Linked DNA regions of Mus musculus: regions 2, 3, 4, 5, 6 and 7 are each linked to region 1. The links are chromatin loops, found by intact Hi-C in ENCODE. Cell type or tissue: heart. All regions are shown on one strand. Region 1 overlaps Ano2 (anoctamin 2). Region 2 has its middle 40 kb from the start of Gm33276. Region 3 has its middle 120 kb from the start of Ntf3. Region 4 overlaps Ntf3 (neurotrophin 3). Region 5 overlaps Vwf (Von Willebrand factor). Region 6 has its middle 6.0 kb from the start of Gm33276. Region 7 has its middle 2.7 kb from the start of Ntf3.

Region 1 (4,000 bases):
GTATTCGCCAAACAGTTCCTAAAGCTCTGTCCTGTGCATTCACTCATGTGACCCTCACAATACCTCTGCCACTTTGGTGAGACTGGCTTTGTTATCCTCATGTTATAGGTAGGACAGTCTAGGAGTTCTCCTGGTATGCCTGCAATGCTCTTAAATGGGCTTTTTCAAAACACATGCTAATTTAGTGTGATGTCTACAACTGCTTTACAAACAAGGGATATGGTTATTTTACAGTAGGGAAACTGCTGTGTGGCTGTGGAGATGGATCAGTCTGTAAAGCACTTGCTCTCTATGTACGGGGGATCCAAGTTCAGTCCCAGAACCCATATTTTTATTTTTAAATAACAACAACAAAAAGTAAAACAGGCATGGTGGTGCATTTGTATATCAATACTGGGGGATGGGGAGGTATAAGAGTCTCTGGGGCTTGGAGGCCAGTTGGTTTAAGCTACATGGTGAGTTCTAAGCCAATGAGAGACCCTATCCCAATAAAAAGGTGAAGAGCACCAGAAGTCGGCCCATGGCCTATACACACACACACACACACACACACACACACACCAGAAGTGCAGGGAAGGTCACATGTTCTGGTTCCAATTCTAGTTCTCTTTCTGCTGTGCCACACCCTGGTCATGTGACTTTTAGGAAGTGGATAGCCTTTTACAGTGAATCTCACACCTTGCATGGACCTGTGAATGGCAGAATTGCCTTGGCTTCTTTTATTAGTGCCGAGCTCCTATCATTAAAAACTGCTTCGTGCCAGGTAAATGGTGCATGTCTGAGGTCCCTGCAAGCAGGAGGCTGAGGCAGGAGGATTATGAATCCAAGGCCAATCTGGGTTATGTAAGAAGACCTCATTTCTAAAACCAACACACAAAACAAATAAACTACTTTTTTTGTTTTTGCTGTTATCTTAACTAGTAACCTAGTTTGGAGGACAGTGTGTAATCTTGACTTTCCTCTCAGCTTCCTGTGTTTGGATAATGTCTGAATGTAAGAACTATGTGTGTGATCGGATGTGTGCCTTCCAAACAAAACCCCATCACCATAAACATAAAAGGGGTGATCTTCCAACAAACACAAGGCTATCTCTGTCAACAGTGAATGCTTTTCTCCTTCGAGGACATCTAACTCAATGCTCTTCTCTTGTCTCCTTTCACATAAAATAGTGAAAACCATCTTCTTTGTCCAACTCATCTTGGCTTCCTTGTCTCTGTGGTCCTGGAGGTCTTTACACTAGTTCTGGCCCTCTCCGGCTTTCTCCTCTCTGTGTTCTCAGCATCTTCCCAGAGTCTGTTCCATCACAAGTGCTCAGGCTGGGTCTGATGAGTGGACTGGACCCAAGTGTGTTTATCAAGCTCTTAGCTGTATCTGGGAAGACCACAGACAGAGGAGCCCCTCCATGAGTCCATTTTTCTTTTTGGGGCAGTGTCATCAGCAGCCTATATTGAGACTTCCTTGACAATATATTCAGGGTATTATAGGAAAGCCGTGGAGTGCTGTTGAACCCAGAGTATGGATGGAAAGAAGGCATCCCACACCCTCTTTCTGTTCGGCGTCACTTGGGAGAATGTGAATAAATCTTATTCATTCCCAGTCTGATGGGAAACAGGTTTCTGTGAGTCTCATCTCTTCAGAATGGTCACCATCTAGAACTGAGTTTGTTCTTATGGTGTGATGCAAAGCTTGTTAGACTGGGAGCCTGAGACCACATTCTCTGGTCATTATGAAAACTGAAGTAAAATGACTTCTATACACGATCTTCAAGTGAAAGTACTAAGAACTAAATGACCCCAACCATAGTAGCATTTTAGCATTGCCCCTCAAGCCAGCTCAACCCTACTCTTGGTCCAAATGCACAAGACAAATCCTGCCTCTCCTTACAGCCCCCATAGTTCCCTCCCTAGTTGGCCCTCACTCCCGAGCTAATGAGTGATTCTTCACTTTTTAAGGGTGTCTGGACTGTCACTGTCACTCTAGGCTGTGAACCCTCAAGGACAATAATCAATTGGAAGGACTTTCTTCAGTCTCTTTATTATGTCTGGCACTACTATGGACACACAAAGGATGATGGAAAGAAGCTGTAGGCAGAGAAGATGCTCAGCCTACAGTACAGGCTTTCCGAGGCTAGATGGCACTGTTGCTAGAGCCAAATCAGGTCTGTTCTGAGACCAGCATGAGATGGAGAGGAAAGGGAGCAGGGGCTGGGGTCCTGCCGAGCTAAGTTTGAGTCTGACTTGTTGCATGCATTGATGAGTGGCTCCCTGCAGGCTAACACCATGTTCTTTGCTATTTTCTCTGCACTTTGCAAACATGGCTGCAGATGGTCTTCAGGGTCTTTTGTGGTTGCCAGAGCTGCTGTCTCAATTCTAAACATCTTCAGGGCTATGATTCACAGCCTCTCCCTGAACCCCAAGCTGGGCTCAAAGTCACGATCTTCTTGCCTTAGCATCCTGAGTCCTGGGATTTGAGGTGTATGCTATCAATCAAAATTAAGAGGGCTACTGTTGATATTGAGAGTAAGATGACATCAGTGACTACAGAAATATCCATAAAGCAGCAAATGGTTGGCATGCAAATTTATGTAAAAATAGAAATTGATGAATATCTGTTCTTTGTGCCTTCTGATTGTCTCTTTCTCTTGTTTCACCTCAGGATGATGAAGATAAACTGACTTGGAAAGATCGTTTCCCAGGATACTTGATGAACTTTGCCTCCATCTTGTTTATGGTAATTTCTTTGAGGGACCACCTGTCTGGGACTGTGTGCATTTTGATCTTGTAGTGAGTGTGTGTAAGGTGGGCTTTTTTTTTTTTATGCTGTGGGATAATAAGGGGCTGACAAAAGTGAGGCCATAGTGCTGAATGGTGGAGAAAGACTTTCCTAATACTGAGGTCACTGTATATAAGTTACAGTGTCCTGCGAGAGGGATGTGTACTTAGCCAGACCAAGAACTTGAAGGTATAGTGCAGAGGAGCTGGCTGCATAACTGTGGTGGTGGTGGTGGTGGGTGTGGTGGCCTTATTGAGTTGAGAGTGCGTCTCTTGAATGCTATCAGTGTCTGGAAGCCACAGAGGAGAGCCAGCTGGGCTCACAGCCTTCCTTGTCTCTGTGGATGCTGCACTTACTCTTTCTGCACTACCCTGTGATTGTGAAAGCTTTGTGTTTTATTTATTTGTTTCCTTATTTTGGAACTTAATGATGTTGGCAGTGTTGGAAAAAGTTGAGGGAAGAGCCTGAGATTGGTTTTTGGTGGAGTCAGATTAGCAACTTAAGCTTGAAGGTCTCAGAAAAGGTCATCAAAGGACCACTTTAGGTCACTAACACCAGTCCCTCTTTACTGTGAGGCCTTGTGTAGCTAAGAAGACTGTGAGTTTAACACTCAGTTTCCTTAGCAGGATGACATATGCATTGCAGAGAAGGGGATTATTTGATTTTTAAAAACTGCAAGAATCATCATCATTTTCTGAACTCACTGGAAGAATTATTCCTGACCTGGCTAGAGCTTGTTGTCTTTATTAATATTGGCATCCTAATTATTGGGGACAGGAAGTTTAAACTGGGCTAGATCTGGTGTCACATTCTTGTAATGCCAGCATTCTGGAGATAGAGTCAAATTTGGGATTTCAAATTTGAGGCTAGCCTGGGCTATGTAAGGAGACCTTGGCCAAAACATAAATGTTTTTAGCTGGCCTAGACATCATCAAACTCAGTTCCTCACTCTGAAAACAAAGTGAAGAGCTGTCAAAGCTTAGCAGTCTAAATTCGTTTGCCTCTTGCTGCCAAACAAGCCCAAGGCATGACAGGTTATTCAAGGGTGCATTGAGCTGTGATGTGTTCTATGTGATGATAGAAAGTTTAATTGATTTAGTGCTTTGGGGCCTCCCATAAGGAGCATATCACTGTTGGAGAGTTTATTCTTCACTCAGGAAGTATTTAATGAGTGCAACTGTGTGCTTAGTGCTATTCTTAGGCACCAAAACAGAGAAGGAAGGAAAAT
Region 2 (4,000 bases), 450 kb after region 1:
GAGTGTGAAAGCTTTGGTTTCGGTTTTCATAATCACACTAGAGAGTGAGATTTGTACACACCAAAACACTGCTAAAAAAATCCTTCGCCGAGAACTAGACAGAGATGGAAGAAATAATCTCCTGAGTATCTGCACAAGCAACTTTGGACAGAAATGCTTTGAAAACAGTCGTGTCCTGGGGGCAAGAGATGTTTTTGATAAAAACTATGATGACAGCAGTTTGCAATAGAGCCACATTCAGGGAACTGTTCCAGCATGCCAGAGGTTTGGGAGCTTTTAGCTCTCATAATTCACCCTAACACACGCCAACTAAGCTCAAGCAATGGGAAGAAGCTGACAAACCGCAAAGACCAGGAAATGCAGAGCAAAGACTGATCGGAAGAGCACTAGGAGGTAAACGCTTATCAAGAGGAGATCTGGGAGCACAGACTGGCCTTAGAATGCTCGATTTCCCAAGCACGTAGAGAGGCCGCCAGCCTGAAGGGGCCCAGAAGAGGAAGAAAGCAAAATGAACAGCTTTGCCTACTTGTCCAACATGCACTGAAAATGTGCCACTCAAGGAGAGTAGGCTTCAAGGCTGACCCCAGGCTGAACTAGACCAGGGCCATTTCCAGCATTTCCTTGAATTGGTCTCCATTTCCTCTTCAAGAGCAGAGCTGAAGTGACGGAATTCACTTGGGTCACCCACAGGGCAGTTCAGTCACATGGGACAATGTGACCCACCCATTCTGACCACACCAACCTCCAAAGCACAGCCAACTTATATGGGTGCATCTTTCCTTCTCCTTACGTCTCTCAGCTTCTGTTTCTTTGGAAAAGAACAACAGAGTTTGTCCTTGAAAAAATACATCTATCTCCCTGCTGCTTTGATTTCTATTAATAGTTTTTTGGGGAAAATGTCACCCTACATATTAAAGATTTGAACCAGGTAGAATTAGAGAAGGAAGTGTACGTGGGGGAGGGGGTGGATTTCATAGGACTCTATCTCCCACTCCACACCCTGGGGATCTCTAGCCAGTTCTGTTCTCTGCCCACTTCCTATGTGACCTGGAACACCAGGCAGCTTCTGTCCCTGCATGAAGCACCCACACTTTTCCTATGGCTGTTCGATGGAATGAAGTCAATGGACTCAGCACCTACCAGATCGCTAATTTGACTTGTGGGATTTGTCTTGGATAGAAATTAAATTCTAATACCTCATCTGCCACCACCATTCCCTGAGAGGTCAGAGAAGCTCTTGATGGACCCAGATGGCAAACTTCAATGGCAATCCTAGCTCTAAAAAACCTGACTGAGCAGCATGTCACCTTTCCCCTAGGGATCTTTTTCAGATTCCGTTCTCAACAAAATAGGGGGTGCATTGCAACAATGTCCTACCCAGACAGCCCTTTGTTTATGCACTTTGCATCCTATCTAGCACCTCTCAGCTTTCAGGGCCCCAGAACTTTGCGTGGGTCTTCAAATATCAAAGACCTGAGTTCTCTAATGTCATCCAATGAGACCAGATTGTCAGGCACCTGTGAGCAAATGACACACCGAAGACATTCTTCTCTAGCACGCTGGTCATGTGACCCCCATTCTCCTTCCCCAGCAAATCCCAGATAACTATTCCAATCTCTTTCCAGAGTATTGCAAAGGATTTCCCAACCAATGGAAGGAAATACTAAGGGGCTGCTGCCCCCTTCTGGCTAGGAGACATCCAAAGGGGAGCTGGGGAGGAAAACGACTCAAAAAGACTCAAAAGAGCAGGGACTTCCTAAGTTAATATGGATGCAAATATCATGATGGAGAAAAATGTAATGTCCATATTCTGGAAATGGCTAGGGCTGTTCTTAACAAGGAGTCACTTGGAAGCAGAAGAAATGTAGATAAAATGTATAAATTATAAGTATAGACACTTTTATTATAAGATGTCAGAAAATTCGAAAGTACAAACAAATGTAAGTAGTAGAGCCACCCGTCAGCCTGTGAGCAAGAAGTCAAGCATGGTACCCTAGTTGTCAAACAGAAAACGTCTCTGTGCAATTCAAGCTCAGGTTTCCTCTGGGTCAGTGAGAAAGTAAGCAAACTGCAGTTGTCTTTCACGTTACTGTGACCAAAGCATATGACCAGAGTGTATGAGCAGATGGGGGGCATTGTCCATTCAAACCTCCCCTGCTCTCCTACTGTGTGCTTACTTAGCTTGAAGACATAAGCTGCAGCCTTATCCTCACGTGGCTGGTGGTAGCCCTTACAGAAACAGAAAAGCAGCAGAAGAAATTATGGGATGTGCCATGTGTGCTTAAGGAGGAGGAGCAGGGAGCACCAGCTGGACCTGTGTTAGGATCTAGAAAGGCATGTCAAGTCAGCCTTGGAGAATGCCATGTTATACAGCGACCATGGAGAAGAAAGGAGCTGGTGTGGAGAGTGTATACGTACAGGCATGCGCATGGGAAAAGACAAGCATCCTTGGTCTTTCTTCTTTCTGGCTGTCTTCCCTGTGAGGATGAGAAAACAATGGGCCATCCGAGCGGGAGCTGGACCATGAACCACACTGCAGAAAGCAGTCATGGCCTGTCAGAGTTTACATACAATCCCTTGTCTATAAATAGTGCTTGCCTGCTCTTCCACGCCCCTCTGAAAATAGTGTCTGTCAATCTCACAGTGACTTTGAACTTAGTGGTGGGGTGTTATATTTGGTTTACTCTTTCCTGTCTATTTATATTTCTTTTGTTTACACAAACATTCCTGTCCAGTTATTACTGCCACGTCTGGGCACCTGCTGCCATTAGAAGAATGCAGAGCAACTTCATTCTGTGCAAAGGATAACTTCCAACTTTGCCCATCCCGCCCTCTGTTCCAATCTGTTCTTGGGTCTGGAAAGAGAACATTTCTCTCTCCATTGCCTCCAGCTAGATTCCCAGAACTGCTCTGTTTATACTTCACAGACATCCCAGGAAGGGAGCTGCATCCCACCCACTCTGTCATAAATAGGCTTTTTGCAGGACTGGCCTGCCTCCTGATGGCTGAAGCATCCTTAACCCGGTTCTCTGTCACTAAGGCCCATGACATATGCACAGGTCCCATACCCATATCTGTGCCCCTTACTCAACTAATGCCTGTCTTCTGTTCCTGGGTTCCCAGCTACTGCTTTTAGCGCCTCTCCACCCTTTCATGGGTTCTTCTCAGAAACTCCTTGTGTTCTACTTTCCACTGGATTGAGGATTCAGAGTCTTAGTGAAACTTTGGTCTTGGTTGAAGACAGAAACTGGTGCCACTGACTCCTGGAATAGAATGGAGCCCAGCTATGGGTCCAGCAGTTTCCTAGGGAGTCAAGAATCACTGGATGATCACTGTGGACGCCAGACTGTGGTCTACCCATTCTCCCAGACATAACAAGAACCAAGGCTCCTGAATGAGGTCCTGGCACTGTCGCTCGGATGTTGGGAGTTGCATGCAAGTTCACAAACTCCTATGAGTTTCAGTCTCCTCATTGTCAGTGTGTTTTCATTCTACAAAGTTTATTATTTTAAAAGTTACACACAAAAGTTAACCAGACTCATAAGTTATGAAGCTCAATGAACTGTTATACAGCTAGAATAAGTTTCAGATCATAAGCTGTGGGACTTCATGTTAAACTTTCTAGTTTTAGTATAGAATATATTTTATGAACTTTTTTTTAACCAAAATCATCAATAAAATGGAGAGCATGACAGTTACCTTTTATAGTTGTAAGACACAGAGTGGGGAGACTGGGTGCCAAATAATTAACTATCAAATAGCACTGCATCTCCGAGAAGTCCTTAACCCCCACCCCTGATCATCGTTAAAGCTCTGGGGTAGTGAGAAGCCAGCCTGCTCTTAAGTAGATGCCACACTACACAGGGCACAGGGATTGTGTCATTGTCAGGGTTTCTAGAGAATGAAACAGATACCCAGCCTTGGGATGCTCGAGATTAGAATCTCATGATGTGGTACTCAGCACCCTAAGTGGGCATCCTTTTCTTTTCTAATAAAGGAT
Region 3 (4,000 bases), 87 kb after region 1:
GTGACGAACCAACTGTTGTTTAGTCATTTTAGATAATGGTGAATGCAATGGAAAAATGCTAGGGAGAACAGAGAAAACAGGAAGTGCAGGACATAGCAAGTGTAGGTGCACTTAGAGCTTATCCATGGGCTGGCTCAGAAAGACTGTCAACAATGTTAACAGGAGGTGATAACTTTGCTTTTCCTTTATTAAGGCAAAAGGGAGCAGTCAGGTCAGGTAAGGGGCATTATAAGGAAGAGTAGGAGCTGTATTTTATATTCACTATAGAGTAGTGAGAGGTACATATTGAAATGCTAACATAGTCAATTGGTAGTTGCTCTCTGGGACTCTATGGGGAGATTTTCATAAAGAGTTGGATAGAAAGGCCAGTCATTGGAAAAGCCATTGATGTTCACCACTGTCAATCATGCTTCTTATATTTCTCAGCCCCTTCTGCAGCCCAGAGACTAGTTGCAACACTATATCGTCTTGACCCATCTCCAGGTCCACACAGGGCAATCTGACTAGTTAATGCCTGATAAGCAGATACAAGGAAGGGCCTGCACCAGAGGAGAGCAGAAAAGGGCTATGATGTTTCCGGAAACTCTAAGAATGTGAGATGGTGTCTAGGATTGGGCCTCTTGAGTTTCTAAATCCCTTCTTCTGTAGTAATGGTAAGGCACACAATGTCCTTCTTAGAATTCCAGGTAACCATGCCCCAGATCACCCCTGTACACGTAATACTACCCTTAACCATACTTGTATCATATCTTAATATCTATAACTACCCCTGGAGCCTGGGTCCTAAGTAGAGTAACATAGAAACGTGGCAACATCTGACAACAGGCTCTTCCATAGAGTGTGTGGTGGACAAGGAGAGGAAAATATCACTTCAATGAGAATTAATGACATGAATATTCCAGGCTTGAAACAAGGGGAAGTCCCAGGGATTCACATCTGCATTTATGGTAGTCCTGATTCCAGGGCCCATGAGAATTAATGGTCAAGGGTTGCCTCCATCACCAGGAAGCCCACCAGACACTGACTGAACTACAGCTCCACTCACAAGCTCCCTACACTCTCGAGATCCACTTCCTCCTGCCTTAAAGTACAGCAAACATTTTTTTTATATGAGCATGAAGGTAAAATTCGTACATCAAGAGTCACACAATCCAAAATAACAATGAAAAAGACAAGAACCTAGCTAGCAGTTTCCCAAAGTATAATTGGCATTGGTAATTATTGTGGCTTCCAGACTCTCATTCTACTCATATGTATTTCTTCATTGACAATTTTCCCTAATGCACTGTCTTGTTATGTATTGTCACTTCATGTAGTTCACCAAATTATCTTTTGAAGTTCAAAATGCATGTATTGGGATGGTTTCCTGCTTGCTTTGGCTTAGGGCGCTTTTACTCCTGCATCCTCCTAAAGGCGCATCCATCTGTAAGCCCACAGAGGATGGCACATATGAGACAGAAGACTGCTGTTCACACAGAACTGACGATAATGGTGATTTTATAGCATCCTGGGCATTAGCCATCCCTGGGATAAGAATTGAGGCTCTGTACCAGTCAACTCTTTGTTGTGCTATCTCTTCTCTTCTGGAGAGATCTTTTGTGAGAAGCTTGTTCTGGTAATGGGGGGTCTCTATCACTGCAGGAACAGCTCAGCAATTGTTTTATCCCAGTAACTACTGATTCACCCGTTCTACAGTGTGCTCCCAGTACCTGCTCAAAATATGGAAAGGCACTTAGGAGACGTTGTCCAGTAGAAGAAATACTCCCATTAAGCTTATGGTAAATGTAGAGCAAAGATGATATGGTAAATAATAAGCAAACAGAAGTACAACCTTTCTTTTGTAATGGCAAAAAAAAAAAGGGAAGTCAAGAAAAGGAACAGGTTAGTGGTGGGGGAGGGGCTCCACTCTTTCCCATTCTATAGGTGCTTTAACCTTCAATCTTACCCACTGCCCAATAGTGTGTAGAAGCCTGTGGCAGCCTAGGTTCACATCCTCAGGTTCAGGTCTGAAAGAACCACTTGGGGAGGTCTACACAGCATACAGAACGGCAAGCTAATCTGACCCCATGCAGGTTCCAACTGTGGAAAGACTGAGTAGTGCCCTCCATAGTACCACGGGAGCATGAGAGATTATACCACTCACTCTCATCTTGGGCTCAGATAAGCTCAGGCTCATGCTTGTTACCAGACAGACCACTGGATGCCAGTGCTTTATTTATCCCAGTAGCAGTAGCAGTGAGATAGTGTACTCAAGAAAGAGAGTTTTCTGGAATGCTTGTTACTTTGGGTAGAGAAATGGTAGCCGAGGTCTTAAAAACAGAGCAAACATTAAAATTCCCTCTCTTGGCTTTTGAGAAAATTATTGTTGTTCTATGGTTTCGTGAGGAAACATTGTGAATAAAACTCAGAAATAATGAAGGAAGAAAAAATAGATAAGGTCACTCATTATCTTATTCCCTTCCCAGATATAGTGTATAAATATCTCACATTAGTTTATATCCAGATATATTAATACTTGACATAAGTTTATTTGTGTTCATACAATACAGGCAGTCACATGCATAGATTCAAAATAATGTTTAATTTTTAAAATTACATGTGTCCACTGAGAAATATTCATTTTTTAATTTAAATTTTCATTTTTATTTATGTGTGTAAGTGTGCACGTGTCATGCAGTGGTGTGCCATGGGAATCCAGAAGAGGGAGGTGGGGCTGCTGGAGCTGGAGTCTGAGGCAGCTGTGGGACACCGTGTGTGGGTACTGGGACCCTAACATATGTTCTCTGCAAGAGAAGTATATGTTCTTAACCCCCGAGCCATCTCTCCAGTCCTGGAAGAAGATTTAGAAAATGCAAAAGAAACAGAAGAGCTTAAGCCACCTCAGTACTTACCTCCAAGAGGTCATTTGCAACCAGCTTGTGTGTGTGCTGTTGTTTTCCTTTCTTTTCTCAACTATGACTCATTTTGTAACCAACGGCTCATGCGTTTATAAGGCTGGTAGGTTGTGTTGGCAGGATTTGCAAAAGAAAAGGCTTCCATCTATCTCTCTTATGGGAAGGCAAACTTAAATATGACAAAACTGTGGCCCTTGTTTAGAGGCAGAAACTTAGCAAAGGGTTTCTGGATCCTTTGGAGCCTTGTTGAGCTGAACAGAATTCCGGTTCCACAAATGGCATAATCTGAGTCAGACACATTGAGAAGAGAAGCGGTCCATACCTAGGCAGGGACTGGGATGAGGAGGGGCCTGGTGATGAACTGGGTCTTTTCCTTAGCCATCAGCAAACTTTCCCTATAGAGGACAGAAATAAATGCCTTCTAATGGTTGCTTGGTATGAATCAGTTCAACGGGATTTCTTTTTTCTTTTTCTTTTATGAGTGTGTGTGCTCAGACAGGCTTCTACTACAGAGCTCCAGCTGGCCTGGAACTCTCTATGTGCAACAGGCTGGCCTTGAACTCCACCAGTCTCCTACCTCCTGAAAGCATTGGGATTAAAAGTGTGCGTCATCACACCTGGTAACATTTTCTTCATATCAAAAAACCAGGTGTAATAAATAGAAGCTAAGTCTTCATCCTGTGCCTCCTCACAGCATGAAGACTTCCAGACTGGACCCACCTCAGATGATCCCACTTGTGGGAATGGAATTCTGTTCGACTCAATAAGGCTCCGGAGGATTCAGAAACTCTCTACTAAGTCCCTGCCTCAAAACAATGGTCATGGCTTTGTTGTATTTAAGTTTGGCTTCTTGTGAGATAAATGGAAGTCTTGCTGTTGCAAACCCTGCCCATACAACTAACCTTACAAATGCATTAGTCATTGATGACAAAATGAGATAGGGATAGAGAGAAAGAGAAAATGAGAAAGAGAGAAAGAGACTGAGAGACAGACACTCAAACTCAGCAGTTTCTTGTCTGATCTTAAATGGCAGTGGGAGATGTGACTGGCCTGTGGGAGGAACTTATGGAAGTGAGAATTAAGATGGAGAAGCCAAAGGATCAAAT
Region 4 (4,000 bases), 200 kb after region 1:
ACTTCTTGCTGTTTTCTTCCTCTCTCTGGAGTTACATCCTCAAGCCCTGGCTTTCACCAAGCATTACAAGTTATATCACAAGCCAGCTGAAAATTATCACCATTTCCTGGTATCCTTGGCACCAAGCAATTTGCTGGGGACTGGTTATCTCTTTCTATATTAGTTGGTCTGAGAGAATTTTCCTTTTATCTCTATCCCAGATAAATATCTGGAATCTAACCATCCCATATCCTGACTCTTCTTGGTCAAAACCTTAATCTTAGGGGTTGGAGAGATGGCTCATCTGCTCTTTCAGAGGACCTGGGTTCAAGTCCCAGATCCCACATTGCAATTTACAACTGTCTGTAACTCCAATTCCAAAAGAATCCAACACCTTCTTCTGGCCTCTATGGGCCCTCCAGCACCAGGCACTCAGATATACATTCAGGCAAAACACCCATACATGTAAAAATAAAGAAAAAATTAAAACGTCCTTTTCTAATAGGCCTTGGCTTAACTTTATCTCTGTCAAGGGGTCCCCTCAAAATCCAGGAAGACTGTTATATGGAGAAGTCACACTACAGCAGATCTGAAAGGGGATGGCAACATTAAAGGGGCACTGGGGCAACCAAAGAGAAAGCAAGAAACTGTGTGAGGACTGTAGTGAGGTGCTGAGATCCTTTAAGTAGTAACCTGATCCTCAAACTTGAGTGGCTTTCCTATACCCAATAGAATCCACCCCCTCTTCCTGTCCTGCCCCTCCCCGCCCTCTGTCATAGGCACACTTCCTTATCTAAGGGCAAGAACAGGAAAGAAACACTCTGAAAATTCCCTTGGAGGCAATTTGAACACTAAGAACAAAAACACCTGAAGAATAAGACAAAGAGTTATTCCAAAGTAATCTCACCGGAATTAAAATACAAGCCAAGCCAGGTATGGTGGTACATGCCTATCATCCCAGCTTGGCAGGCTGAAGCAGGAGAATTGCTACTAACTCAGGTACATGGCTCATCCTCGGCTACAAAGTGAATCCTTTGTCACCCTGGGCTTGAGAGAAGACTGGTGTTAAAGAAAAATCAATCAATCAATCAATCAAACAAACAAACAAACAAACAGCCTAAAGGAAACCCCAACAGACTCTTGGTTGCTTACTGGGGGAAATGGATTCAGACAGGACGGTGTCTTAGACTTGAGTCAGGACACTGATGCTCTGTCTCCCGCACTGGGCAGGCGTGCTCTTGAAAGAAAGTCTAGGAGAGGTATGAGAAGGGGTACTCAGGAGTAGCAGGGAGAATTTCACGCTCCCTCCATTGCTACAGTGCCTGCACTCCTGCTCCAGGAGCATCAAACAGCAACTGGCTCGGGGACAATCGTAAGACATCTCAAGCTTTCAGGACCAGGGCCGTCTTTCCTACCAGTAGAGTTACTGAGTGGAGATGCAGGACAAGCTGTCCACACTTACCTTTTCCCTGCAAGGACTTTCCTGTAAACCCCACAGCCACTGCAGTCCTTGCTGTCATCTTCATTTTTTCAGATACACTGTGTTTCATCCTACTGGGTAGCTTTCCGATCTCCTAAGGATACCCCAAGGTCATGGTGGTGAGATCCTGCCTTTCGCATGGTATTCCTGCTAACGAACCCTAGGAAGCCTAGAGAGATGCCAGGCAGCCCCTTTTAAACAACACCAAGTGGAGAGGAAAACCACCTATCATGGTGTGCTAAGTTGTGCAGAAACTATCATATAAGCACCTACTGTCTATTTCCCTGTGGTATCTGTAACGATGAAAGATGAGGAGAAGGAAGGACAAGGAGCTGGCTGAAAAGGAAGGACTCAGAGGATAAAAGTGGACAGTAGATGGCAGTCTGTCCCTATGTGCGAAGTGGCCGCAGAGATGATGCATATAAGTCAGTGGAGGGGGCAGGGAAACAATTCTTAGAGGAGGATCTGCTGCCTTCCCACTTCCTTCTCATTACGCTGATTCAGCGGCAAAAGGGGACACTTCTGAATGCAACCTTGGGAGCTCATACATTGCCCAGAGTGCCACCTCTTGAACTGTCCAGAATGTTCCCCAGACTATTGCCATGAAGAACCAAAGGCTCCGAGAATCCTCTCCTCTACCCCAGGCAGGCCCTTGGGAATTCAGAAGTGATGCAACCCCTGTCACACAGAAGTGAATGGAGAGGACGCTTTATCTCATTCACACTACATAGCCGTACTCAGGGAGCCTTCCTTCCCCCTTCAATACTCACTGTTCTTTCCCTTGGAGTCTTGTTATAACATGACTTGTTCCTATCTACTTTCAGCCCTGCAGGTCAAGGCCTCATCCTTTTCTGCATCTTCTCTAACATCTAGCACAGGGCCACCAGCAAGGACACACACTGAATTATCTTTACACACGTATCCAGACCCACTTTCTAAATATCTCAAAGGGATTACTCCAATTCATGTACAGTGGCACCCACTTCCCCAAGACCAAGACCCCAAATATACAGAAGTAGGTAGGTTAGGGCATGAGGGAAAGGGTCCAAAGGAAAGCCAAAATAGCCTTTCCTGGCAAGTAAGCAGTCAGCATTTATGACCTAACTTTTGGGACAGAGCAGAAGAGAATAACAGAGGACACGGGTTTTGAACCCGTGGCAAGGTGCATCACATCTCTGAGCCCAGTCCCTGTTGCCATCTACCACTAAGCTCACCAACAATTCCCTCATATGTCTATGCATTCAGTCAATGCGTTTCCGCGGCAGACCATCCAGGTGTTGGTGAACACGAAGATGACAAGCACAGACCCCTCTTCAAGAATTTCATCCTTTAGTAAGAAGAGAGGAATGCAAATGCAGCCCAGGCTGTTAAGTGCTATAACATAGAGGGTGCTGGGAAAGGAGCCCCCTGGCTCTCTGGGGGGAATGCAGGGAGGCCTCTCTTAGGAAGGTAATGGAGAAACAAACGTGTCTAAGATGATTTTAATATTACTGGTGAAACTGGAGAGATGAGCATTCAAACCACAACATAAACACACACACACACACACACACACACACACACACACACACACACACATGCACACATGCCTCCAGTTCGGGAACAGTCGCATGCTTTGGCCACTCCTATCTGTTTTGCATCAGGCTATTTCCCATCACCTGTAAACTTTCTAAGGGTGTCCTTTTCTTGATCCATTCATCCTCCCATCCATCCATCTAGGTTTATCTTCTAGCCTTAAATTCCTACAATCTATTGAGAAGACAGGAAAGACTCCAGCAGTCATGGAAGCTCTTAAGTTGGACATTTAATAGGCAAGGAAAACAAGCCCCAGGATGGGCCAAGAATATCCAAGTTGCAATCAGTCTCTGGCAGCATCAGAGGCAGGACTGGTCTCAGGGAGCACAGTTGAGTATCTTTTGGATACAGCTTACTGAATTTAGCTACCCACAGACAATTTCATCCCACATAAACCTCTCCCCCATGCTCCCAGCTAGCAATCCAAGATCCGCCACAAATCTGGCAAGCTTGCTTCTCCAGCACCCCATAAACATTCACTCATCCATATGTTCAATAACTTATCTGGCATCACATAACTTAATTTCCTCCACCACCCCCTCCACATTTCTGTACATAAGTACTCCAGGCCAGAAGGAGTACCTGAAAATCCCATGCGTGAACCACAGGGAGGCAGAGAGAAGAGTAGAGACATAGAACATCAGAACACAGAACAGTAACAACCGCAGGTCCTTTTGATCAGCCAGTGAGTCCAGCTCCCTTCTTTTCCAGATCAGGAAGCAGAGGCCCATGGAAGGAAAGGGTGCTATATAAAGTTCACCATTAGTCTGAGTCCTATGCAGGGAGGAAGGCTCTAAGCTCTCCTAGACAACCAGCTGGGTGTCGGCAGAGCCAAGCTTCTTCTCAGCGCTGGAACACACCTGTTGTGAAATCAGGTGAGTTTTACAGCTGCATCTCACTCTTGAACCCAATGGAAGTCCCTTATAAACCAGCAGAAACAGGTCTGCTAGACACAGGATGGAACTA
Region 5 (4,000 bases), 330 kb before region 1:
AGGCCTGCCTCCTGCTGAGCTGAGGCCTTCTGCTCCACTACAGACAGCAGATTATCCCCCCCCCCGCCCCGCCCGCAGCTGCCCCAAGGTCTTCTCGAAGGGGTAGGGGTGGGAGATTTTACAAGTGGCAAGAACCACGGCGGTGGTGATTTGGTGCTTCCAGTCCTAGGTCCCCACACTGAGTCAAGTGGCAAGTCACCTCAGATCTTTGTTTCTTCACCTGTAATATTGGGTTCGAAGGGTATAGAGGGAAGGTTAAAGAGGGGAGTCATAGGCATTCCAGTGGCTTTGTATTGGTGTCATGGTGACCACGGTCACAGTAAGTCCATGCAGATTAACCATGGGTGACTGAAAGGGGGCTTCTCAAGTCTTTCCTGATGGTTTTGAATATTTGTGATGGGCTTCACTTTGTAGTTCGGGCCGGTCTGGAACTTACTGGATAGCCCAGGCTAATACTTTTTCTTCGTTGACAATGCTCCTGAACTTTTTGCCTGGAGCAGCTGCCATTCCTTTAAGTTAGGATATTACCTGATTTCGCCACTAGTCAGCAGCAGAACACAGCCCATGGGCCTGTTTCCCTCACTCCATCCACAGCTTTGGATCCTTGTAGGAGTCCAGGGCAGAGCCAGGATCCTTCAACCTGCCTGGTTCTTAGACCTCAGGCCAGGACACTGGCTTGCAAATACTCAGGCCTCTGAAGAATGTGTCGCATCATCGTCTGGGAGATGATGATTGATCCTTTGAGATCTAGCAGCCACATCTTTCAGACTGGTACCCAGTTTTGCTGACATTAGGGAATGGCCTGTCAGGAACTGAAAGACACAGGAAATTATTCTTAAAAACTAGATCCCAGGTACAAGGTTCCGTCTAGAGTGAGCTTCATTTTTGGACACCAGAGATTTTACGGGGCCTCATGCGTGAGAGGTGAATGCTTTGTTAAGTAAAAAGCATTTATAAGATCCAAGAAAGCCCATCTCTCTCAAAAATACTTATCATAGTCACAATTTGTCACCTAACCAGGTTCACTGAAATATGATGGGAATATGCTCATTTGGTTAATGAACAAGACTTTATAAAAAGCTTACAGCATGACAAATCCCCACAGGAAGAGTCACTCACTCGTTAGTGTGAGTTATCCGATAGGATTGCTTTCCCCTTAAACGACGTGTGGTGGGACTCAGTTACATTGAGCTGTGGCTATGGATGGATTAGAACCACTGAGGACAGGTGACGGCAAACATTTTTGGAGAGTGAGTAGTCTGTTTGGCATTCAAGTACAGTGAGGAATAGAGCAATTTCCAGAGAAGGGTAACGAAGCAGTTTTTTTCTGCCTTGTACTTGTTCTTGAGACGGACTGAGGATGAGGCTCTGAGCTTGGACAAGGCTTACTGGACAATCATGAGCTGATAGCGCTTGGTGGGTATCCCTGCCATGCTTTCTCCAGTCTTCTACAGGCGTCAGCAGCACTGTCGTATTCTCAAAGGACATGCTGGGCAGAGGTGGCTGCCTTCAGGTCAGACTTTCAGCTTCAGTGACTTGCTACATAGCTCAGTTATGGCTGCTTACCTGGCTTGCCCACTTCCTGGCCAATTCCCTTTATCTCTGTGGTTCTCAGTTGCCAGGGATTTCTTTAAGGCTTTCTCTGAGTGTTTTTGACCAGGATCTTGTGTCTATACCATCTCTCTCAAGTCAGGAAGTGTCCACACAGTGCCTGGGAACCTTTTCTTCTCCTTTAAGGCCATGTTTTGCCCACTCACCAGTCCCCACATCAATGCTGTCTTGATAGCGGCCCTTGTTTAACACGGAGCCCCTATCTTGATATTGCAGCCTGCCAGATAGTGATGACACTAAGGCAAATCAGGGCACAGAGGAGAGTGCACCCAGCTAGTGAGAACTCAGAACAGTTGTGGCATCGCTATCCTATTGAAGAGCTGGGATTTGGTGTGGTGTCCATTTGAGGAGAGCTGGGCACATAGACCCACCTAGATGAAATGGGAGCATGGAGATCCTGCAGCATCCATGCAGGGTTCTTGATAGTGGGGTGACTCTTGGAAGGGAGGTCAGCATAGACAGTATGTACACCAGGAGGCCTGGGAACCTGTTGCCACACTTGCCCGCAGGTGAAGGACAGAGAGTGTCCGTCAGAGGTGAGACACCAGGTGAGCAGGGGTAGGGTTCCCTTCTTGTAAATGCAGCCACCCATCTCCACTAACTGTAGCAGTGTGCATATATTTACCACTAGGTGGCAGACTTCAGACTGAAGTCTAAACTGACAAAGCTTGGACTTTTTTTTTTTTTTTTTTTTTTTCTTCTTCAACTTTTTATTGATTCTTTGTGAGCTTCACATCCTGTAACCCACCCATCCTTTATTGTGAGCCTTGGAAGGCTCTTGAAGGGAGATGTTTGCAGCCTCTCCTTGCTCCAACCAACTGGCTGCCTTCTCTGTTGATCTCATAGGCTTCTTGTCTTCTAAGTACTGTGGTAGCAGCAGGCTCAAACACTACCAATGATACAATGGACTGGCTTCTTTCTAGCTCTTTGTACCCATACTGCCCCACCACTTACAGGGCAAGGGACTTGAGGACACCTCCTAAGGCCGAGAGATGTGGTACTAACTGGAGAGAATATTACTCTTTCCACCCCCCAGTGCAGGGGTGTGTGTGTGTGTGTGTGTGTGTGTGTGTGTGTGTGCGTGTGCGAGCACACATATCGTTTTAAACAACGATTCTGCTATGGAAATCCTCTGCATACCTCTAAGCCCAGGATCTAATTTAATTCAAAGGTCTAGGAACTCAGGCTTGCAGGGGATCTTACCAGATCACTGGACTGGGGGATCATGCAGACTAGCTCCCTCTTCTTGCTTGCCAGGTACTACTGGAGAATAGCAGCTGTGGGCCTCCCTAGGCTGTCCCAAAGGACAGGAGAGGGTAACAGGGGAGAGTATATGATCAACGTATATTATACTACTTTCAAGATAAAGTCCCACCAGTGCAGTTATCCAGGGCTGCTTCTTGGTTGAGGTGGCAGTGGATCATGGTGGTGGGGTTAGGGTGGCCTTGGCAACTCTTCTTAAGCCCACCAAGCCAGAAGGTCTTGCTTCCTTCCCTACCCACGTGTCCCTAGCAGACCCAGGAAGTGTAGCAGGCTACAGAGTCTCTTCCCGAGGGGTTGAGGAAGGAGGAAGGAACCTCTGTGGACAGCGTGTCAGAGCATTGAGACTAGAAAAGGTGACCCTGGGAGAAGCGTCACCTGATCCCACATGTCTTGGACATGATTTGAGTGTGGCTTTGCTATGTTTCCTTTCTCTTCAGTCCTTGGAGGAGTCTAGGGTGCTAGATGCTTATTAATTCTTGTCAAACATGACATGCATTTTCTTCAATTATGGATATAACACCCACTTGTCAAAGAACATTTGGGAAAAAAATAAAATTAAAAAGGAAAAAAATGCCCAGTATCCTTTATCCCAGCTCACTACCTGGTTAACATCATCATCATCATCATCAACAACAACAACAACAACAACAATGACGTCTATATTCCATATGCATGAAATTTGGTTCACATGTGTGTACAGTTTACTTCTCCATTTTTGAAAACTAACAGCTTAGCTAGGCATCGCTCACCTCGTTAAGGAGTCCTCTGGAAGATCCGTTAGCACTCCGCAGCAGACCAGCTCCCGGGGAATCCTTAAGAAGGGCATCATTTGCCTGTCTCTGAACACTTGACTCTTGCTTTTTCCCAGTTCACTGGTAAATAATTCTCCTTTAGTTGCCATCCACACTCCCATGCCCTCTGGAGACACTGTCTGTGTGACATGGCTGTGTCTGGTGTATATACTCTCAGGGCTTCTGACATGGGTTTCTGAAGTCTTTGCAAACGTGTCCTAGGTTATGACACCCAGCAGGATAGAGGCAGGCGACAGGGAGACACAATGCAGAAGATGCCCATGTCTGCCGCACCCCGGCCTGCTATTGACTCCTGCCCTGGCTACTTCCTTGCT
Region 6 (4,000 bases), 420 kb after region 1:
AGCTGTCCATGTAGGGTCCAACTTCATTGTTGCGAGTGCCACACAGAGATGCCTTGAGGATGCTGGGGAAAGGCAGGTGGCCCCAGCATTCTAGGCACACACAGACATCCAAATACTAGGTGTTTGGTGTTGGGTGGTCCAGGACATCCCACTGAATGATCCTAACAGGAGTAGAATGAGTTCACAGCTCAAACTCTTCACCCACAGGGTAGCTGTAAGACTGTTGTTCTAATCCTACCAAGTCTTAGAGGAGCATGTCACATAGCAATAAATAACCAGTAACTGCATGTTATGATTATAACAGAGTATTGGAACCCCACACGCAACCATACTGATGGTGTTGTTTTCGCTTTTGTGGCAGAAGATGTGGAGTAAGTTTGAGCTGTTAGATAGAGAAAGCTGCTCCAGAAACCAAGGAATCCGGAGCATCACAGATAACTTTGGTCGTTTCAAAAGAGGGCGATCGAGAGCAGTGGTGCATGTGTGCGATCCCAGCACTCAGGCTGAGGCACACGGCTGGCAGGTTTGAAGCCAGCCTAGACAGTCAGTCAGGCAAATAAGCTCTGTCTCAAAATACCAAGTGTTAGGAATGTAGCTTCGGGGTTGTAGCATGCTGAAGGCTCGAGGTTTGATTCATGGCAAAAGAGACACACGCCACCACCACCACCACCATCTCCTCCTCCTCCTCCTCCTCCTCCTCCTCCTCCTCCTCCTCCTCCTCCTCTCCCCGCAACACTACCAGCAGCAACAGCAGCAGCAGCAACCACCACCACCACAACAACAATAACCAAGAGAGCAGAGGTCTTCAGGTCAGGTCCTGCCATATCTCTCTGTTCTCCTGACTGTAGGCAGGATCACTATTCATCCACACTCCCCAGGGCTCAGAGCTCTCCCACTCTGATGCCTCCAAATGTGAGGAAAGTGTCATCTGGATCCATCAGCTTTTCTTCCTTAGGACGTGGCCAAACAGAACTCCCTCAAGGTTCTGTGAGGAGAAGCTGCAGAGGCCTCCACCGGCATTCTGAGTGACAGAGCACGCTGCCATATTAGAGTGAAACTGGGACAGGTCATGGAAGGCTGTGTGAGCAGAATGGAATTACAGCAGCTCATTTTCTAAAGTGCCAGGAGACCTGGGGATGAACCTCGAGTAGAAGGGAAAACCACAACTGCAGGCCCCTCCTCAAAGCCATTTATCTTAGGCGTGAAGCTCTGGCCTGTCATCAACACGGGCTCGTTGCCTGCAGTACACAAAAGCAATCTCATCATTGCCTCCGAGTTGTGGCCGGAGAGCCACTGGTATCCTTCAGATCCCATGGGTGTCAGTTAATGACTAGCCCTTTTTCTCCTTTCCTGGGAGACATGGTGGTGGCTTGCATATGGGGACACAGACAGGGACAGGTGAGAATCCCACTGCTGATCCCTGATCCCGGTTTCTTCTCCATAATTAAGAACACAGTTAGTTTGTGGTGACGGCTGTTTGCCACAGAGTGAGATCCAATTATCCTTCTTATTTTCCAAAGCAGGTGTAACTTAGACAGTTTTTAAGGGATAGGGATAGTTTTACCTCCTGGTGAGCTGAAGCCAGAAGGTCACTTATAGCCTGGGCAGGAGACCACACAAGGCAGCTAGTTACCTTGTACCTAGAGAAGTAAACCCATAGTGCCCCAGCAGGAGGCACTCACAGCCAGCCTCTAGGCACCTCTCAGCCTCATCATCCCTGCCCTTGAGATGCTGTCCCTTAGGACATCTAGCTCCTCAAATTTAACCCACGGGGGAAGAGGACCCAGGGTGCCCTGCTGGGACTCACAGCCGTGCTGGGCTTCTAAGATGGTTTGATTGATATATACTCATTTTAGAAAGAACCATTTAAAATAAGACTTGTATACCCTTCTTTAGGGGTTCCCACCTAAACTTTGTGTTCTGGCCATCCTCAGGATTCCAGGGTGCCCACTACTTGTGCGTGGTGGTTTCCCAAAGGTCTCTGAGCTCTAATGAACCCTTCTCTTCCCTGGCAATAAGCCCTTTATCATCGTTCACATCCGGAAGCTTTCAATAGTCAGTCATACTATTACTGGGTAGTTCCTCTATAGACATCCCACCCTCACACACACACACACACACACACACACACACTTGCATGTAGTGGAAGCTGAGCACCCTCTAGTGGTCACTGTTTTCAGCCTCCCTCCTCCTGCTACATACACAGGCTGTTGGTATAAAGAATAAGGTGACTTACAGGGGCCGAGGTTAAATCCAGAGGCCAGATCCTAAAAACAAACAAACAAACAAACAAATGATGATGGTGGTGATGATGATGATGACGACAACTATGATGATGTAAGAAGAGGAGGAGGAGGAGGAGGAAGAGGAGGAGGAGGAGGAGGAGGATTTCCACTTTCCCTCTCCCTCTCTCCTTCTTTCTATCAGTAGAACTTCCTTTTCTATCCCTAACCTCAGGTTGCTTCCCACTTCCCTAATGCCATGTCCACACATAGAGTAGAGGGCCGCCTAATAATTTCTCCCTCTGGGCCTCAGATTATCTGCTTCTTATAAAAGGGGGAAAGAAGTAAGTCTGCTGTGGTGGTCTGTGCTTTGAATTATTCACTTTTATTTCCTAAAGATCCCCTCTGCTTCCTTTCTTCCCTGATGTCCTGGTGGCCAGTGAGATGCAAACCTCATCCTCTTAGTTCCTCTGATCTGGGCCAAGGTTGAGTCAGGGCATGGTTAGGGGTCATCATGACAGGATGAATGGGCTGCAGGGAGCGAAATCTTAAGGGTTTTTTTAAAAAGTTGATCTCTGGGTATTATCGTATGGTATAGTCCCTCCTTGCTCTCTACTAGCTTCTAGTTGTAACCAGCCAGGTAAAGTTTCCAGAGTTCACAGATGCCTGTGAGACCATAAGCGGACACATATTGGTTTGGGTTTGCACCTTGAGTTGCCCACTGCCTGCACAGTGAGGCTATATGGTTTCCTGTGCCCCATCCAGCCCAGCACCAATAGGGAGAGCCACTTGGTACTTCCTCACCCTTCTTCAGGTTCGCTCCTGCTCTCCCTGAGTGCTCCCCTGGAGCACCCTCATTCAGACTCTCCCCTGAGCCACCAGGCTGGCAGAGTGCTCCCCTGGAGCACCCTCATTCAGACTCTCCCCTGAACAGGGCAGGCAGCTGGCAGAGGGCCTCCTATAACGGTGCATGTGTTAGAATAGCACTGACCACCTCCACTTCAACTGCCTGTGTGTCTGCCTGTTCCTCAAGGCACGTGTGGAACACATCACGGATTCAAAGGGTAGGCAGGAGCCCCACAAACACATGTCAGTCAAACCAGTAGTTTCCAACTGAGAACCTGTCCATTATAAATAAACTTACAGAAAAATCTGATCTATAATTTCCAGCATTACACTCCATATGCCTTATAATTTTTGTGTTGCATCCACGCAACTGCAACCCCCTCACTGTCCACACTCAAGTCCTGTTGCTACAATGGACCACAGTTTAGATCATCTTTGACATCCTGGTTGAGCTTTTATCCCCATACCCACACATGGCCTCTTATTCCAGCAAAATTCTTTCATTCCTTCTAACTTTAGCTTTGGTATCACGAACATTGGAGATATCTTTCTGGATTTTTTTTTTAGCCAATCAGATTTATGTATCAATAATAACACACTTTACAAGATGCCAATACAATAATTTCAGAGCCAAGTGATAATGATAAAGCTTTAACCCAATTATTCTAACCTTTTGATAACACCTTGTCAGCCTCCATTCTGGTTCTTCCTCTCCTCCTCAGACCTCTCTCCCTGTCTCCTCACCTCCTTGCTCTGCCTCCCTTCTCCTGTCCAATCACAAGCCTCCCACTGCCCTAATGTGATTAGACAGGGAAAATCCTGCAACAGTGGGGGACGAACAAGGAAGGCATGGTCATGCCTGCACACAATCTTAGCACTTAGAAGCCCAGGGAATGATGGTGAATTCAAACCAGCCTGGGCTGCATCGAAAA
Region 7 (4,000 bases), 210 kb after region 1:
ACGGTGAGGGTGGGAGTGCTAAGCAACCGAGGAAGGGGTGGTTTGCGTGTGCGCAGAGTGTGCGTGAAAGAAAAGGAGAGGTATGAGCCAAAGCCCCACGTTCTACACACTCCCTAACTTCTCCACCCCTTTCTTTCAAGGTAGGAGCCGACCCTGGAGCTGAGCATTTGCCCAGCACTCGCCGCTTTGTACAAAAACAATTTGCCCAGAAGAAAGGGCAAGCAAGGCACCCCTTCCTGACTCCCCGAAAGTAGCGACGCTCTCTTGCACAACCGCTAGATTCATTCGAGGAAAAGATCTCAGGGTGGAGGCAAGGGTCTTATTTGTAGATTATTTTAGCTATTCATTAGATTCCCCCCCCACACACACACACACTTGATCCGAGCTGATTCTCTCAGATTTTACAGTGGTCAGAGCATCTAGATTTTGCTCAACTGCGGTCCAAGAGAAATGAAGGGGGAGGGGGGAATCCTAGTGGTAAGGGGAACCGGAGAACCAGAAAGTAGTACACCATTGCTCCTTCATTCCCTCCCCCATTCTTGCAAGGTGGAACTCAAGTCCAAGTGCCCCCTCCCCCCGCCCCCACCTCTGCCACTCTCCAAGTTGCCTCCTGTCAGGACATTTGACTCACACACAGCAGGAGAGGCGATTTGATAGTCCACCTCTTCCTTGCCTCCTAATAAAGTCTGATAAGCAACTCGCAATGTACTTTAGCAAGGTTCCAGGTTCAAAACCTGGAAATTCCTTGGAGATGCATAGGTTTGGTCCACACCCAGGAGTGCCAGAATTGCACCCACCGGTTAAGGCTGAGAGAAGCTGCGGGGCGAAAGGAGGCCAGAGAGGATGGAGAGTCGGGGGCTGCATACTAGATAGATTGTACCTGCCTCATCATTATCCTGGCTGACGGGGGCTGCCACATCGAAAATGGCCTGCAGCACCCACAGAGGCCCACCAAGGACGTCACCTCCAACGATCCCTTTGAAGGACTTCCCTCCTGCCAAAATATCTTCTTCTTCCTCCGGATCCGATCAGGCTGCAGAGTTTTCCCCTTCACCCTGCCACACAGCACTTTGGAGGTTTGGCTTGGGCGTGCTCTGTGAGGTTCTGGTTTTCTCGCGGTCTTCTGGCCCGCCCCTGCCCTCCCCCACTTCCCGCACTTGCCTCCCCCCACCCCTGCTTTCCCCCTCCCTTCCCGCCAGTCTCTCTGCCAGTGGAGTTCTAGGGGCTCATTTCTCAAGCTCCTGGTCCCGGGGCTCTACAGACTGCAACCAAAGAGGTGCTTGATTCTCTGGGAAGGAAGGAACGGGTTAAATACACGTGTGGGCTGCACCGCCGCCGGCTGCTCCCCGGTCACTGGCGGTCTGGAGGGAGGAGGGGTCTACGAGGGGCAAGCTTAAATATGAACAGTCAGAAGAAAAGGCAGCAGAGTTCGAGACTTCGATTTGTTCTGCAGATGCGGTGCACTAGCTGGCCGCCTCCCTTTGCCAGACCTGGGCGACGTCAGGAAGAGTGCATTGTTTCCAACTCAAGGGTGCAGGAGGGTCTGTCTCTGCCTGCAATCAACAGGCCTTGTAATATGAGAGGTGACACCTTAATCTTGCCAAATATGTGCGGTGTCTTGGGGGGAGGGCGGAGAATGGGGAAAGGAGAGGGGAACAGGGAGAGACTTAGGCAACAGCTGAGAGCAAAGGCTGCACTTTTGTAGAAGAACTGTGATCCACCTGCCCCCACCCCGACCCCCACCTCAACCCGTGGAGACCGCTTATCCTTTTCTTTATGTAAGACCTGACTAAGGATTTTCTTCTTCTCCTTCCTCATTCTTTCCAGCGAAGGGCTAAAGGTCCTCTTTGCCTTCAGGATACTCTAAAGGCATTTTGAATTTCTAGGAGTTCAGAAGTCAAAGAAAGATGCAGGGCAGAAAAAAAGAGGCAAAAAGGCACACTTGTTTATAGGCAGATAAAAGACTGTCAGAATTATAGCAACTTCTAGACAAACCCAAGTTTCTAACTGGAGAGTTATAGTTTTTGTAGAAAGACTCACGCTAAGAGTCATATATGTAGCTAGAGTTACTAGCATATAGGGCAGGAAGCAATAGAATGTGTACACTCCATGGAAAACAATGTCTTCTGTTAACTGAGTCGTGGACTCTCTAAACAGATGCTCTGGCTTTGGCCACCAATCTGTTGGCAGTCCCTTTGGGTCAATGGACTTGATTTTTCTCCTTATTGTATCTGAAGACCCTGGTTCCTGAAAGCAGGGTTTTGAAAACCCTCTCTCCTAAGGCAAATTCCTAGAGCTTGCCTTGGGCCTACCCTTATCTTTTGTAATAGCGCCACAGTGTGGTTGAAACTCTAAACAGAAAAAAAGGAGAAGGTGGAAAAGCTTGGAAAACTGCATTTACTTCTATTGCAGTTCAGTGGACTGCCATCCGCTTACCTGGAGTGGAAAGGGTTTCTCATGCAGCAATAGTGTGTGTATGGTGAATATTGACCCAGGAAATGAGAAAAGTGGTCCCGTTTGACCTGTAGGTGACAAAGGTACCCTTCATTATGCAGTTAGCCTTGGCTCACAGAGCTAGCTAGACCTCGTGTTGTTTCTTTTACTTGCCTTTGTATAAGTAGCGTGCCTTGGCGGATCCTAAAGTATCTCTGAGTTGCCTCTGTTGCTGGAGGGTCCTAAGGCTGAATAGCCACAACACTTGTGCTTACTTTTGCTCTCATTCACCATCCCCGAGTCACTGAGACAGCTGTTCCAGATGAGGAAGGCAGAAAGTCTACATTTCCAAAACAAAGTGAAGGCAAAAGGTGTCTGTATTAGAAATAGGAACTTAGGGTCGGGGCGTTCCATGCACTGTATCATTTTGGCTCCCCATGCCAAATGTGTTAAGCACACGGGCTAGCCTGCCAGTTAGCAGTGGTCCCCAAATGCCCTGGAGCATATATGAGACATTATTTGGGAGGATTATCCCCCCCCCCCCCCATGAGATTATTTGTCCCTGGTAGCTGGGTGATGTGTCTATGTTTATTCAGTAAGCTTAGCTTTCTCTAAAATGTCTGCCATCTTAGGAAAGCACATGTTGGCTCCAAGGACCAGCTTAGATCTAGTAGAGATATTAGAAGCGGTATTCTGCTGGAGAGATGGCTCATTGGTTAAGAGCACCGGCTGCTGTTTCAGAGGATGTGGGTTTAATTCCCAGCACCCGCATGGCAGCTCACAACTGTCTGTAACTCTAGTTCTAGATGATCTGATGCCTTCATACAGACATACATGCAGGCAAAACACCAATGCACATAAAAATAAATAAGTTAGTCACAGTCTAACATCTTTTTTGGAAGGGTTGGTTTTGTAGAGTGACAAATGTTTCACATTGCTCTCAACCTTCTCAACATTGTTTTCGGACAGGTTTCCTAGCTGATCAAAATCCATCGAGAGTTGGTAAAGTAGTAGGAGTCTCCCAGGTACATTAGGAGGACTAAGTAAATCCAGTAATTTGAAACTTACAGCATAACACCTGTCACAGTGCAAGCCCCAGGCCTTACAAGGACATCTTGGTCAGTCTACTGGTGAGGGATTCTGATCTTTAGAAAGAAAAGCATTAGCCGGGCGTGGTGGCGCACGCCTTTAATCCCAGCACTCAGGAGGCAGAGGCAGGTGGATTTCTGAGTTAGAGGCCAGCCTGGTCTACAAAGTGAGTTCCAGGACAGCCAGGGCTACACAAAGAAACTCTGTCTCGAAAAACTAAAAAAAAAAAAAAGAAAAAAGAAAAAGAAAAGAAAAGAAAGAAAGAAAGAAAGAAAGAAAGAAAGAAAGAAAGAAAGAGAGAAAAGCATTTATTAGTTGGGTTCCATGTATATTTTACTAATATAACTGTGTGCCTGTGTGCATGCACGTGTCTTCACATATGTATTTGTCTTCCCAGACAGTAAGAAGTGAGCAGAATGAGGCAGTGGACATACATACAGTTTATTTAACTTCCTAATGTGGACTTCATGAGAGAGAG

The links. A loop is a pair of places that touch in the nucleus more often than their neighbours do. Peaks named below come from ENCODE experiments on the same cell type or tissue, not always from the same donor. Only the 100,000 strongest peaks of a DNase experiment are listed, where the experiment ranks them.
Region 2: a loop joins it to region 1, with 5 times the contacts of the local background. A loop is called at or near these places in 7 of 42 quality-filtered maps.
Region 3: a loop joins it to region 1, with 2.0 times the contacts of the local background. A loop is called at or near these places in 2 of 42 quality-filtered maps.
Region 4: it touches region 1 in a loop (3-fold over the local background); 22 of 42 quality-filtered maps call a loop at or near these places.
Region 5: it touches region 1 in a loop (2.9-fold over the local background); 4 of 42 quality-filtered maps call a loop at or near these places.
Region 6: a loop joins it to region 1, with 4 times the contacts of the local background. A loop is called at or near these places in 4 of 42 quality-filtered maps.
Region 7: it touches region 1 in a loop (6-fold over the local background); 22 of 42 quality-filtered maps call a loop at or near these places.

The regions. Positions count from the first base shown.
Region 1 is chr6:125,953,044-125,957,043 of GRCm38, forward strand. It overlaps Ano2 (anoctamin 2), which reads left to right. Exons shown (of 25, transcript NM_001364562.1): 15 at 2,656-2,730. Among named protein-coding and RNA genes, the nearest start is that of Gm24947, 71 kb to the left of the region's middle. In heart, a CTCF peak has its summit at 2,127; no DNase peak of the experiment used is centred here; H3K27ac peaks cover 525 bases.
Region 2 is chr6:126,404,266-126,408,265 of GRCm38, forward strand. No RefSeq gene overlaps it. Among named protein-coding and RNA genes, the nearest start is that of Gm33276, 40 kb to the left of the region's middle. In heart, a CTCF peak has its summit at 1,691 (motif pointing left); a DNase peak (open chromatin) is centred at 626.
Region 3 is chr6:126,040,298-126,044,297 of GRCm38, forward strand. No RefSeq gene overlaps it. Among named protein-coding and RNA genes, the nearest start is that of Ntf3, 120 kb to the right of the region's middle. In heart, no CTCF peak of the experiment used is centred here; no DNase peak of the experiment used is centred here.
Region 4 is chr6:126,152,649-126,156,648 of GRCm38, forward strand. The region is part of intron 1 of Ntf3 (neurotrophin 3); the gene reads right to left. Among named protein-coding and RNA genes, the nearest start is that of Ntf3, 10 kb to the right of the region's middle. In heart, a CTCF peak has its summit at 1,834 (motif pointing right); DNase peaks (open chromatin) are centred at 1,903 and 2,113.
Region 5 is chr6:125,620,410-125,624,409 of GRCm38, forward strand. The region is part of intron 18 of Vwf (Von Willebrand factor); the gene reads left to right. Among named protein-coding and RNA genes, the nearest start is that of Ano2, 68 kb to the right of the region's middle. In heart, CTCF peaks have their summits at 550 and 2,232 (motif pointing right); a DNase peak (open chromatin) is centred at 2,099; H3K27me3 peaks cover 868 bases.
Region 6 is chr6:126,370,012-126,374,011 of GRCm38, forward strand. No RefSeq gene overlaps it. Among named protein-coding and RNA genes, the nearest start is that of Gm33276, 6.0 kb to the left of the region's middle. In heart, a CTCF peak has its summit at 2,182 (motif pointing left); no DNase peak of the experiment used is centred here; H3K27me3 peaks cover 496 bases.
Region 7 is chr6:126,165,656-126,169,655 of GRCm38, forward strand. It overlaps a transcript of Ntf3 not described here. Among named protein-coding and RNA genes, the nearest start is that of Ntf3, 2.7 kb to the left of the region's middle. In heart, a CTCF peak has its summit at 2,351; DNase peaks (open chromatin) are centred at 1,356 and 2,366; H3K4me3 peaks cover 1,963 bases; H3K27ac peaks cover 1,657 bases; H3K27me3 peaks cover 935 bases.